Regions from separate parts of the Homo sapiens genome. Here region 1 is linked to region 2. A link is a contact called in ENCODE Hi-C or POLR2A ChIA-PET data. All regions are on one chromosome and are shown on one strand. The core of a region is the stretch at or near the end of the contact, and the rest is flanking DNA. Distances in the headings are between cores, read along the strand shown.

Region 1 (7,398 bases), core at 442-2,941, 370 kb before region 2:
GCCATTATCATCAGCATCATCATTAATTTGGGAACCACTCCACCTCCTCTTTCTACTAGACTGGTAGTGACAAAAATAACATTTCTAGCAAGTTCCAGGTGGTGCCAATGCTTCCTGCCTGGGAATCACACTTTGAGAACCACTGAGGTGGAGGATCTGGAAGTTCTTCCTTTCTTAGCACCCCACATTCCGTTTCTTTCCCTGAGCTCTGTCCCTGGGTTATTTTCACTTTCTGTCTTTAGTACCCAGAGTGGCCAGCTTGCATGGCTATCAATAACCAGTGAAAGGAGCTTCCCCAGAACCTCTCATTGACTCCTTTCAATGAATACTGTAATTTGTATTCATTTATTACCCAACCCGCTTATTCTACCTCAGGGTGGGAGGTAGCCGGAGCCTGTCCCCAGCAACTCAAGGCACAAGGTGGTAACCAACCTTGGACAGGACGCCTGCTTTCAGCAGGATCTGATGTGATGGGTAGGCCTGTTTCCACGAGAGGGAGATGCAAGCAAGTGAAAAGACAGAAGTTAGCAAGTGTTGAATGCGTAGTATGCACAGAAACACACCTGAGTGAGTGCATCCATGAATAAAGACAGCAGATGATTTTGAAAGTAATAGGAGGCCAGGCGTGGTGGCTCGTGCCTGTAATCCAAGCACTTTGGGAGGCCAAGGTAGGCGGATCACTTGAGGTCGGGAGTTCGAGACAGGTTTGGCCTACTTGGTGAAACCCTGTCTAAAAACATACAAAAATTAGCCAGACGAGTAGCTGTAGTCTGAGCTACTCGGGAGGCTGAGGCAGGAGAATCGCTTGAACTCGGGAGGCAGAGGTTGCAGTGAGCTGAGATCACACCACTGCACTCCAGCCTGGGTGACAGAGCAAGACTCCGTCTCAAAAAAGAAAAAAAAATGTAATAGAAAAGTAGAGAAAAGAATCTTCCTCCCTGAAAGATAATGACCTTTGAGCAAAGATGGAGGTAATGGAGGAAAGTGGGGAGAAGAGAGAAAGGGGCCCTAATTGTCACATTCATGGTTGGAATTGTGAGGTTGTAAGAAGCAAAGGCAGCAGGCACCCTGATCTTAATCAGACAGATGACAGCTTGCCTTTCACAAAGTAAAAGGTAATAGTGTATAAATGAGAGAAAAGTAGGAGTTCCAGTCACTTTACTACCTCTGGGGACGGAAGGGAATGGGGAGCAGGTCTGGGGTTCAGTATTTGTGTGACTGCTGACTTCAGAGGTCTGAATTCTCTGCAGCTCACTTGCTGCCTCAGTGGGTGGGGTGTGATGGGACTTCCCATCCAGGGCCCTAAACTCTAGAATCCATCCTCATAAGAACTGCGCTGCCTCTGAGCACCTGGGCAAGCTCTGTGTGGGATGCAGATACTCTGCGAAATAAGGGTTCTGCTTCTTTTAGGCTGCAAGAGCAGAACTGGGATGTGAATTCCAGCCCAGGGCATTTTGCACCCTGGATCTGGTTTATGCTCTTACTTGCTGCAACTATGATGGTGGCTGTTTCCCCGGGGTCTCCCAGCCCAAGTCTGGTCCTGGAGTGGCTCACAGCAAGTCTCATTGCCCCGAGGCAGGAAGGCTGCAGAGAAAGTTACCCTTGGAGTAGGGAGAGAGGAGAGGAAGCCAGTGCTCTCTTCAAGTGGTCTGCTCTGTGTTCACAGGCCCGATGGGCTCCCCAAGGCTGTCCTAGCCAGGCTGGATCTGTGCCAGGCCTTGACCCAGCAGCTGTGTTCCGTACCTTGGATTCCTGACAAAAGCAAAATAATTGCTGCTTCCAGCTACAACCAGCTGGCTACCAGGAGAAGTCACCAGGGAGAGTTCTGCTGTATCCTCTCTGCCCCTACCCCCAGCTTTCCGTTCTCAAGAATGACACTTTGTTGTTCCTTTGTATGTCAGTCCCAGATTGGAAATGAAAAAAGGAATTGAAAAAAACTAAAATATCATAATGGGGTGGTACATTTCCGAATGGTTGTTGATGGGTCTGGGGGTTTCCTGTGTACCCCAAGCAGGAAGTTTCGACTTGTTTTGAGACTGTCAGCTCTTGATTGGAGACTTCCCTGGAAGAAGCAGTCGTTCAAGAGAGTGAGCTCTTTGTGTTTATAGAAGACGAAAAAATACAGCTGGGCGCTGTGGCTCACGCCTGTAATCCCAGCACTTTGGGAGGCCGAGGCAAGCGGATTACGAGGTCAGGAGACCGAGACCATCTTGGCTAACATGGTGAAACCCCGTCTCTACTAAAATACAAAAAATTAGCCGGGCGTGGTGGTGGGTGCCTGTAGTCCCAGCTACTCGGGAGGCTGAGGCAGGAGAATGGTGTGAACCCGGGAGGCAGAGCATGCAGTGAGCCAAGATCCCGCCACTGCACTCCAGCCTGGGCAACAGAGTGAGACTCCTTCTAAAAAAAAAAAAAAAAAAAGAAGGGAAAAAAATACATATATTTTCCTTTGGGAGGCCAAGGTGGGCGGATCATGATGTCAGGAGATCAAGACCATCTTGGCTAACACGGTGAAACCCCGTTTCTACTAAAAATACAAAAAATTAGCCAGGCATAGTGGCATGCGCCTGTAATCCCAGCTACCTGGGAGGCTGAGGCAGGAGAATTGCTTGAACCCGGGAAGCGGAGGTTGCAGGGAGCCAAGATCGTGCCACTGGACTCCAGCTGGGTGACAGAGCGAGACTCTGCCTCAAAAAATATATATATTATACATTTATATATAGTATATATAACTATATATATAAATGTATAATATATTATATGTTTTTAAATATTATATATAATATAATATATGTATTATATAAAAATATATAATACATATATTTTCCCCCTTATTCTCCTAGGTTCCTCAGCTGGGGTCCTGTAAATTAGATTGACAAAAGACAGATTAGCAAGAGAAACATAAACAAGTTTATTAACATGCACATCACAAATACACATGGGGGCACTCAGAGATGAGTAACTCAAAGGGATGGTTACACCTTGGCTTATATAGCATCTTAAAAGAATAGTAAAGTTTTAGAGAGATGACAAAGACAAAGGAAAAGGACTTTGAGTTTCTAAGGCAGCAAGTTGTGGGAAGGTAAATAGTGGGGGAGCTAATGGAAGATAAGTGCTAATTGGGAAGGTTGGTTGTATAGACTCCTCTGGTGCCCTCTCCGGGCTGGTAAGGGTCTAGAGTTATCTCTGGTGATTCACTTCTGTCCTTCCTGGTAGAGAGGGGAGGAGAGACACATTTACAGATTTATGTTCTGCTTTTAGGTAAATAGGGGGAGGGCAGAGAGCTCTTTTGTATCTGCTGCTGTGTAATTGCCTTCAGCTCAAAATAATCTTTATCCTAAAAAGGCATATTTTGGAGTAGCATGTTCTGCTCCCTTCATGTTCAAGAAGATATGTTTAAAATTCTTTCTCTTAAACATATCTCTTTCCCCCCTTCCGTCAATTCAAAAAATATTTACTATTCCACTGACAAACTTGTATTTGGTTAGACCTATGGGATGCAGAGCTGTGTGCTGGGAGATGCCGGGGGGAGGGTGAAATCCAGAGCTGAGTGCTGCTCTCAGGAAGCTTATAGTTGAGCTTATCAGTCAAGGTGTAAACACAAGAAAGCATCGCTGACTATAATCCTCACCAGCCCAACCTCTAGCTCCAGGCCAGCCTCCCTCCTCCTCCAGAAGTCCTTGGCCCTCCTCACCACCATAGGTACAGCCCCTCCTTCCTTCTGGGGAAACCCTTCCCGACCCTTCCATCCCAAAATGAATCGTCTGCCTTCTCAGCAACCTACTTGTCTTCACGGACTTTGTAGTTTACCACAAACCCTTGGAATGCCTCTTGGTGACTTGGAGTCTTTAATTTTGGTGTTGCCATTTCAGCTTTTGGAGGCTCAAAGAAGACTTCTTCAACTTGTGAGGTGGATTGGTGAGGTTGGCCACACACAGAACTTCTGTTCTTTCTCCAAACACTTCTATACCTTTCTCCCTCTCCTCTGCCTGGAAAATTCCCATTCCTTTTTAAAAATCGAGGTCAGAAATCACATCTTCTTTGCAGCCCTCCAGACTCCTTCAGAGAGACAAAGTCACCACAGCCTGTAGCCCTTCATTCTCCTATAATTGGCTGGTGGGTTCTTCCTGCCCACTGCACAGACAAAATCAATCCACTGAGACAACGGCATTGCAGTAGAGAAAGAGTTTAATTGACATGAGCGTAGCCCACATGGGAGAATCAGAATTGTCATTCACATTGGTCTCCCTGAAGGCTTGGAGATTAGGGTTTTTATGGGCAATTTGGTGAGCAGTGGTCGGGGGCTAGGGAATGGGTGCTGCTGTTGGTTAAGGATGAAATCACAGGGGAGTGGAAAATGGTCCTTTTGCACTGAGTCTGCCTCTGGGTGGGGCCACAGGATCAGTTGAGTCATGAGTAGCGAGTCTGAATGGGGTTAGTCTGAAAGATATTTCAAAAAACCAATCTTAGGTTCTACAATAGTGATGTTATCTATAGGAGCAATTGGGGAAGTCAGCAATCTTGTGACCTCTGGCCACATGACTCCTGAGCAGTAAGGGATTGTAGAAACTATGCCTATCTTATCAGAATTGAGGCCCCTCTCATAATCCTAACCTTGTGACCTTTCACTAGTTTTACAAAGGCAATTTAGTTTTGGGAAGGGCTATTATCATCTTTGCTTTAAGGTAAAACTAGAAACTAAATTCCTCCCAAACTTAGCTTGGCCTACACGTAGCCAGGAATGACCAAGGGTAGCTTGGAGGTCAGAAGCAAGATGGAATCAGCTATGTCAGAATTCTCTTACTGTCATAACTTTGCAAAGGCAGTTTCACTCCTTTATGACATCTTTATTTTTATTTTTAAATTATTTATTATTATTATTTTTAGAGACAGGGTTTCACTCTGTCACCCAGGCTAACCTATAGACTAACTTAAGACAGGAAAAACATACAGAGGAGACAAGAGCTGGTCTTGCTCATTAAAAGGCTCAAGACTAGAGGTGGGGCATGGTGGCTCATGCCTGTAATCCCAACACTTTGGGAGGGCCGAGGCGGGCAGATCACTTGAGGTCAGGAGTTCCAGACCAGCCTGGCCAACATGGTGAAACCCCGTCTCTACTAATAATACAAAAATTAGCTGGGTGTGATGGTGCGTACCTGTAATCCCAGCTACTCGGTAGGCTGAGGCATGAGAATCGCTTGAATCCAAGAGGAGGAGGTTGCAGTGAACCGAGATCGCGGTCACTGCACTCCAGTCTGGGCGACAGAGTGAGACACTGTCTCAAAAAACAAAAATGAAACAAAAAGTCTCAAGGCCAGAAAGGGGAGACCAAGAGAAGCTAGACTTTCCTAGAGTCAAGGAAACCAGTTGTAAGGGATTTACCTATGAAGTCAGAACAGTTTTGACTGCCTGTCAATGGGGGTGTCCAAGGAGAAAGACCATTGCTTCTGAAAAGACTAAAAGAGAACCAAAGCATGGAGCAGCAGCTGTCTCTGGGAGACAAAAGGAAGAATCTTCACGGAGGCTGGGACTGATGGATGGACCATAACCTCTGATTTGGTGATACAACTCCAGGAGTGGGACCTGTATACTCATAGAGGGTGAGGATGAGTGTGTTTCTGAATGTTTGAAATATGTTTAACTCCACAAGGGTAGACCAGGGTACACACCTTTAAGGAGCATACATACTCTTAGTATAGTGTTCTATGCAGATGGCATCCCTTAGTGACCTTTTCCAGAGACAATGCAGGTGGTGCAGTTGTACAGGACCAAGGCCTTGTCCACTGCATATCATTGTTACACCCGAATCCCCTTACATCCTAAAGTCAAGTTTAGGGTTTCATTTGAACCTGAGTGGAGGAGAAATGAATTCAGAATCTGATGGGGAAACCTCTCCTTACTTAGATATGAACCCAGGAACCTCAAGATGTGAGATGGGGTGGACTTTTCTGTAGCACACCTCTATATTATCCTGTCATGATTATTTAAAAAAGAAGCTTCATTCCATTAGAGCTGGAACAGCCCCCACTCTGCAGGATGAGCTTGGGCAGCAATTGACAGGTGCCCTTCAGAACTTAGAAAATGTAGAGGAGAAAGGAGATGTGTCTCCTTTTCTTGACCAATTAGGACAGCTTTGTGACAGCTCCAGGGGAAAGGAACAGGACGAAGAGGGCTGTGTATGAGATGGGAGCATGCCAAGAAGCATAGGCTTTATCCAGTCCAGCGCGTCTCACACTGCACACTGTGGCCTCACAGGGGGTGTAGAACACTTCAGTTTGGATCGTGACCAACATTTAAAGCATAATAAAATAGAAAGTGTCAGTGCATTGAGTTTAGTAAGAATTAAATATTGTTTATGAAAATTGTATATCAGTCATATTTGTGTGTGTTCTAGATTGCAACGTGTATTATATTACTTAGTGCAGGTCTCTATTTAAAAAAAAAAAAACAGCTGCTTTCTTAACAAGCAGAGTGAAAATAACTAGTCTTTTAATCTCAGTGTCCGGCAAACTCAAGTTTGCCCAGTTGATAAAGTCCCGATTAACCTTGCTGTAAAAATCCAAGGTAATTGTTTTTTTTTTTTTTTTTTGAGACAGAGTTTCGCTGTTGTTGCCCAGGCTGGAGTGCAATGGCACAATCATGGCTCACCACAACCTCCATCTCCCGGGTTCAAGCGATTCTCCTGCCTCAGCCTCCCGAGTAGCTGGGATTACAGGCACGAGCCACCACGCCCGGCTAATTTTGTATTTTTAGTAGAGATGGGGTTTCTCCATGTTGGTCAGGCTGTCTCGAACTCCTGACCTCAGGTGATCTGCCTGCTTTGGCCTCCCAAAGTGCTGGGATTACAGGTGTGAGCCACCATGCCTGACCCAAGGTTATTGTTTAGGAACAAACATGGTGGGAGCAAAAAGTTGTTGGGTGTTCCTCTGTTTAAGAGCCTTCTGGAAGGATGAAGTCTCCACTGGGCTGACACAGAGCCTCTGCGGCCTCTGAGGCCTGTCAGTGGAGACCCTTCAGGCGGTTTTTCCTCACTTAGGTTCCATGACTCACCTTGTCAGTTGAAATCCTGCTTCCTATGGGATTGGGCCAAAATCAAATGCATCTTTCCCAGAGCTTTCTTTTCTTTTTTCTTTTTTTTTCTTTTTTTGAAACAGAGTTCACTCCCATCACCCAGGCTGCAGTGCAGTGGCATGGTCTCGGCTCACTGCAACCTCTGCCTCCCAGGTTTAAGTGATCTTCCCACCTCAGCCTTCTGGGTAGCTGGGACTACAGGCACATACCACCAGGCCCAGCTAATTTTTGTATTTTTTGTAGAGGTAGGGTTTCATCATGTTGCCCAGGCTAGCCTCGAACTCCTGGTCTCAAATGATCTGCCCACCTCAGCTTCCCAGAGTGCTA
Region 2 (6,580 bases), core at 2,527-5,026:
CTTTATTAAATTATGTTTAGATAGTGCTTATAGTGCTTTACCCCTTCAAAATAGTAACTTCTATCAATCATTTAGGATGTGTGTCAGACTATTCTGTGTCCTTTAAGTGTGTTAACTAGTTTTAACCCTCTGCAAATATCTGAGGTATGCTCTTTTTACAGATGGGAAAACAATCTTGGACTTTAATATTTTTTCTTAATGTTACACAATTAGTAAGAGGCAGGGGGCCAGGTGGAGTGGTTCATGTTTGGAATTCCAGCACTTTGGGAGGCTGAGGTGGGCAGCTTGAGCCCAGGAGTTGGAAGACTAGCCTGGGCGACATAGTAAAACCTGATCTCTGCAAAAATATTAGCCGGGTGTGTTGGTGGGTGCCTGTAGTCCGAGCTACTGGTGAGGCTGAGGTGGGAGGACCAACTGAGCCCAGGAGGTCAAGGCTGCAATGAGCTGTCATGGAGCCAGTGCACTCCAGCCTGGGAGACAGAGTGAGACCCTGTCTTAAAAAAAGGCAGCAGTAGGGTTTAAACCCCGGCATTTTGTCTTTATTGCCTCTAAACTTAACTTGCTTTAAAAGATGATAAAATGTCCCACAAAGGAGCCTAAATTCCTGAATGATACTGCATATCACTTGGATAGTTATCTATGCTGAGTTGTATAACTTTATGCTTGTCATTTAATTTTACAATTTGGTGGAAGCCAATGTGAAAGCAAGGAGACTTCTGTTGTGGAGTAGGTGTTTTAAACTGAATACCATATTCAGCCTTGGGGTGCTGAATATTTAGTTCACAGCTAGGATTAAGATACTCAACTATGTTAATAAAATACAGTAGATGAAGTCCTGCATTTTAATTGGGATTGATTCACTTAGAACTAAGGATCAAAGTTTAAACTTATTGCAGCGTTAGGGGCCATCTTTGTTGCTAGTTGAACAAGTCTTGGTCGTTTTTAACATGGCTCCTTAGGGTATTTTCTGAAGTTCTGTCTACTTCATTGGAAAGTGTTTGCACTACGCAGGAGTGACAGCAATATGAAATGCTTTGTATTCAAGGCAGCAGAGGTAATCTGGACAGACAGTACATGTGCTTTAAAAGCAAGATACAGTCATAGAAAATATGTAGATAATTTAGCCGGGCATGGTGGCTCGCGCCTCTAATTTGGGAGGCCGAGGCAGGTGGATCACGAGGTCAGGAGTTCGAGACCAGCCTGACCAATATGGTGAAACCCCATCTCTACTAAAAGTGCAAAAAAAAATTAGCCTGGCATGGTGGCATGCACCTGTTATCCCAGCTACTCAGGAGGCTGAGGCAGGAGAATTGCTTGAACCCGGGAGGTGGAGGTTGCAGTGAGCCTAGATCATGCCATTGCACTCCAGCCCGGGCGACAGAGTGAGACTCTGTTTAAAAAGAAAAAAATAAGTATTTGTAAATGTATATATATATATATATACACACACACACACACATATATATATAAAATCATTATGCCATCAGTTTGAGGGAGAGCATGTATGCCAACATTGTAGAGACTAAGTGCCCATTTATCCATAATTAAGATAAGCAGACTTTTCCCCATTGTACTATAAAGTTAGAGTTTGGGGCTGGGTATGGTAGCTTCCGCCTGTAATCCCAGCAGTTTGGGAGGCTGGAGCGGGCGGATCACTTGAGGCCAGGAGTTCAAGACCAGCCTGGCCAACGAGGGGAAACCCCGTCTCTACTAAAAATGCAAAAATCAAGTCAGGCGTGGTGGTGCAGCCTGTAATCCCTCCCACGGAGGCTGAGGAATGAGAATCACTTGAACCTGGGAGGCAGAGGTTGCAGTGAGCTGAGATTGTGCCACTGCGCTCCAGCTTGGGCGACAGAGTGAGACTGTCTCAAAAACTAAGCAACCAAAAACAGAAAAAGATGGAATGGAATTAATATGTTCCATTTAGTAAAGATGGAATAGAATTGGTCCAGTTTGTGTTCATTGTAGCATATTCACCTATTTGGTCAGCAACCATTTTTTTTTTTTTAAAGCCTAAGCATACCCTGAGAACAACAACCTTTTTTGATTAGAACAGAAGAAAAAGCCAGAGTGTTCTTGGGCTGCCAAAATATTAATACGTTTGTCTCAAAGACGAGCCACTTAGGTGCTTGCTTAGAGACTTCTACTTTACACAGAATTTGAAAAGTTTGACAGCTGGCTACTTACTCTGCAAAACGGAAGGGAGACTTTTTAGAACAGCAACTGGTGATCTGGCAAAAATGAAAAGTAGAACTTGTGAAGAAATGAGATGGACTTGGTGTATTAATAGCTAATTTTAGAAGACCCTGTGGATATTCTAAATCAGCATAATAGTGATGTCTGAGCCATAGTGTTAAATTATGATTACTGTATTTGAAGTATAAGAAGGCAGAAAAGTGTGATGCTGTTAGAAAAAAATCTCATTTCAAATGATTGAAGGTTAAAAACAATTGGGGAAAGATTAGAGAGGGCAGGCGGTGCTTTAAGGGAGGTGGAATAATACTTGGCTCCTTATTCTCCAAAAGTGCTGGATAGCTGAAGTTTTTAATATTCTGGATAATTGATATTTGATTATTAGTTTAGGAGGGATAGCATCTTCAGTGAACCCTTGTAGCTCTAAGGTAGGCATATTAAACAACTACCATACTAAAGGTGGGGAGTACGTTTGGAGAGCACTTTGCTGGGCCAGCTGATGATATGCTTAGGTGATATTTAAGAAAATCTGCTTCTTGTCTGAAAAACATTTGGGGCTTCAGAATAATACCACATACCTCATTCTTGGTGTTTTAATTTATTTCTTTGTAATTGTTTTCTGTTTCTTAATAATTTTAAATTAAGGGTATTTTCCCAATATAAACATTGCTTTTTGGTTAAATAAAATCAAAACTAGTTCTGTCTCCATATCTGAATAGACCAGACAGAGAATTTTCTTGCCTTTCAACAGCTTAAAAAATGTTTTTGTTAGAACTGTTGTGTTCAGGCTGAAATACTTTCAAAGTTTGTTAGTTATTATTGAGAAATTTCTGTAATAATCATGGAAAGGGTAATTTAATAGTTAAATCTCAACTTAATTGAAGTTATTTCTGTTGTGGAACTTATGGTCATCTTAGCAAGAGGTCATTGCTTTATAGTCAGTTCTCTTTCTCATTAAAAATATAGTGTACTCACCTTTACAGGGTGAATGTTGGTAAATAACTTCTGTCTGTGAAGGAAGTATTCTGGACCTGTAAGTTAAAAATAAGGTGTTTATAGCAAATTATGTAAATAAAGATTGTATATTAGAAGGTACACACTATTCAAATTAAAGAAAATGTATATTGAGAAAATAACTCAAATTTCTTCCATGAAATTGGCAAGAAGTAAACATTTCAAATACACAAAACATTATGGGTATTTTTGTTCATTTGATTATAAAATGCCAAAGTTGTTTTATAAATGCTACTTCAAGCCTGGAAACTTTGAGGAAGTCCTGAACATTAAGCATATAAATGGCCCAGCTCTAGAATACATGTAAGTTGAAAAGCTAACCTGAAGTGGGAAGCGCAGTATATACCTAAGACTTACTCTGCACTGAAAGTTTGCTTTGTCACTAGAAGTAAAACAAGACTGTGGTAGGATAGTAAGATCAGTAACACCTCAGTTAATCAGGTATCTTGGAGGAAGTGAAGAAAGACCCTAATTCAAGGGACAGTTAATTGGCCTTTTATTCCAAGAATGGGCCTTAGTGGCAGTATCTTAAAAGCCCACAAGATGGAGATGTTTCCTAATGAAAGGCCTTTAATTTCTTTATAGAGCTGAGTTAGTGTCACATCCCAGTCCCCACCCATGACCCTTCCCCAGTTAAAAAGAAGAGAAAATGTTGAGCAAGTCTGATTTGATTCCCATGGTGACATTTTTAGCCATTATGTAACAAATTCTGACAGTTTACCCTTAAAATTAAAAACCTCCAGTCCTGTCTTTTTAAAGGGTAGAAAGAAGGTTAGGTATAGGATAGCTTTTTATTTATTTATTTATTTATTTTTGTACAAAGGGAGCCTATGTAAAGCTGCCAGATCTGAACTTTCTGGTGTTTTGCTGTAATGTTAGTAAGATTTCGCCTTAAAATATTTTATTTTGAGTATATACGTTTGGTCTTAGAGTGTCTTGGTGGATTTCCGCTTACCACCCATCACTTTCTGCATTTTAAAGGCTTAAATACTTTATTGCTGGTTAACTGAGGTTCTACTGTAAACGAATCATCTAAGTTAATTAGTGGATTGTACTTCAATGGATAATTTTCACTAAATTGTTTATATTGCACATTACTTTTGTCTTAAGGACTCTTAGCACATCAAAAAAATTGGCTCACAACTTAATTGTGAGATGTAGAATTTTCCATTTTATGTGCTAAGAGTTTTGTTAATGAGAGAACTGTTAAAATAGAAAAGGAGCTTCAGCATAGACACCAATGCTGGTTGCTGAGATCAGTGGGGAACTGCATAGCATTTTAACAAGTTTAATGAACATTTGGAAGAGAAATTTGAAGCTAAGATTCTGGTTTTTTTGCTGTTAACTTTTTAATCTAAGGAAAACTTTTATGTACAGTATTTTTACTTTGGGTATATGTTTATCTTTTAGCAAGTTGAAAGACTTAATTTGCTGCTTGCTCACTATTTTGTAATTATTTGGGAGCAGCAGTAATAAGCCAGCTTTTTGGAATAGGATGTTCCTGATGTGTGGTTATGTAGGAAGAATGATGTTTTAATATACTGCCCAGTAAACTGGTGCAGTTTGGAAAAGGTGTGTTATTGATGTGGATAATATTTAAGGCAATTTTTTTTAAGCATTTTAATACTGCTTTTTGTCTTTACAGGAAAATGTTTATAGGAGGCCTTAGCTGGGACACTACAAAGAAAGATCTGAAGGACTACTTTTCCAAATTTGGTGAAGTTGTAGACTGCACTCTGAAGTTAGATCCTATCACAGGGCGATCAAGGGGTTTTGGCTTTGTGCTATTTAAAGAATCGGAGAGTGTAGATAAGGTAGTGTGTTACGTGTTCTGATCAGTTAATAATATAAAATATTAACATATGGATAGTTTGATACAATGAGTTTGCCTATTTGTGGTTCCCCATTTTGATAGTATAGGAAGGAAGAATAGTTCTTGCCCCAATACGTTTTATGAAGATAGAGGTAGGTTCAGGAATTATTTCCTGAATAATTTGTGTTCCAGGCTCTGCTAAATTTTGAAATTAACTTTAAAGATACTATAGACTTAAAGATGCCTAGTTAAAAGGATGTGTTTTAGCAATTCACAGAAGTCCATATTTTGAAATTTTGTTAGGCAAGCAACTTTTAACTGAATCATTATTTTGATCCTGGGCTAAAGGGAAGTAGCAGTTATGTTTGTATATAGTGCTAAAGGGAAGTAGCAGTCATGTTTGTATATATTGAAGGTAATGGTTATCTAGTAATTGGTTAAATTTGTGTATGTCCTACCATTCTTACCTTTAGATTTAAACAGTATATGTTAGTTGATGTTACATCACCACCATGACTTGACAGTTTAATCTTGAGCAAGTCAACATATGCTTGGCATTATCTGTATTTATAGTTATTTTTAAGTAAGTTAATAGTCTCTGAACTTCAGTTAAGATATATATTTTTTAAATGAAAACTTCAATTTCCTTAGGTCATGGATCAAAAAGAACATAAATTGAATGGGAAGGTGATTGATCCTAAAAGGGCCAAAGCCATGAAAACAAAAGAGCCGGTTAAAAAAATTTTTGTTGGTGGCCTTTCTCCAGATACACCTGAAGAGAAAATAAGGGAGTACTTTGGTGGTTTTGGTGAGGTATGTTATAAATGTTTTGACCCAGTTTATGTCAAAATTAGTGTGAATGTGATTGTCCCATTATGGACTCAGAGTCACTTGGCTTTTCAAAGCTGTTAGGGTAGATTATGTGATCTGTTTTGGAATAAGGATATTGTAAATACTTCATTAGCAGGTCTTTGAAGGTTGGATAATGTGTTTTTCTCATTGAGCACCTACTCTATGCAGAGTATTGCTGGGGTAGAGTATACAAAGATGAAATAGACAAACATTCTTAAATACAGACAATTAAGAGGAAGAAATCTAGATTAGAAGGAGACTTTTGTTGAAAATAGGAAAGGAATTAAGAATAGGGTGTAGTGCCTTATCAGTTGAAATGCATGTGTAAGTGCAAATTTAATGAGACTAATCATTATAGACTCATTAGTGAGGCTGGACGCGATGGCTCATGCCTGTAGTAATCCCAGCACTTGGGAGGCCGAAGTGGGTGGATTACTGGAGACCAGGAGATGAAGACCATCCTGGACAACATAGTGGGACCCCGTCTCAATTAAAAGTAAAACAAACTTAGACTCATTAGTGAAATAGGTAGATAATAGAGGTTTCTTTTATGAATTAATGAAAGTTGAGAAATTTGTGGCCTTGGGCTCCAGATACGTCCCACAGACATTTATTGCTTGATTGAAACAATAAGTGCTTTTTTAGTGTTGAGGATTTGAGATATTGCCCACAAAACTCAGTATCTAGCTTTTTAAAAAATACTTGCAA

What was found. Hi-C counts contacts between places; a loop is a spot of excess contacts on that map. ChIA-PET counts read pairs that join two places held with the same protein, here RNA polymerase II (POLR2A). Pooled maps may share reads with other maps.
Region 1: a pooled map shows a loop between it and region 2 (2.4-fold over the local background). The contact joins two enhancer-like sites. A Hi-C loop is called at or near these places in 2 of 37 single-sample maps with no recorded cell type and 3 of 50 pooled maps. POLR2A ChIA-PET finds 5 or more read pairs at or near these places in 2 of 52 experiments (H1 and naive thymus-derived CD8-positive, alpha-beta T cell).

The regions. Positions count from the first base shown.
Region 1 is chr4:82,725,609-82,733,006 of GRCh38, reverse strand. The region is part of intron 1 of SCD5 (stearoyl-CoA desaturase 5); the gene reads left to right. Among named protein-coding and RNA genes, the nearest start is that of MIR575, 24 kb to the left of the region's middle. Within about 2 kb of position 1,691, at least 12 of the 41 ENCODE cell types and tissues checked have a DNase peak (open chromatin) inside an H3K27ac peak, as active enhancers do.
Region 2 is chr4:82,357,912-82,364,491 of GRCh38, reverse strand. HNRNPD (heterogeneous nuclear ribonucleoprotein D) reads left to right here. Exons shown (of 9, transcript NM_031370.3): 3 at 4,853-5,021; 4 at 5,672-5,833. Among named protein-coding and RNA genes, the nearest start is that of HNRNPD, 13 kb to the left of the region's middle. RefSeq lists an enhancer at 1,854-1,903. Within about 2 kb of position 3,776, at least 3 of the 41 ENCODE cell types and tissues checked have a DNase peak (open chromatin) inside an H3K27ac peak, as active enhancers do.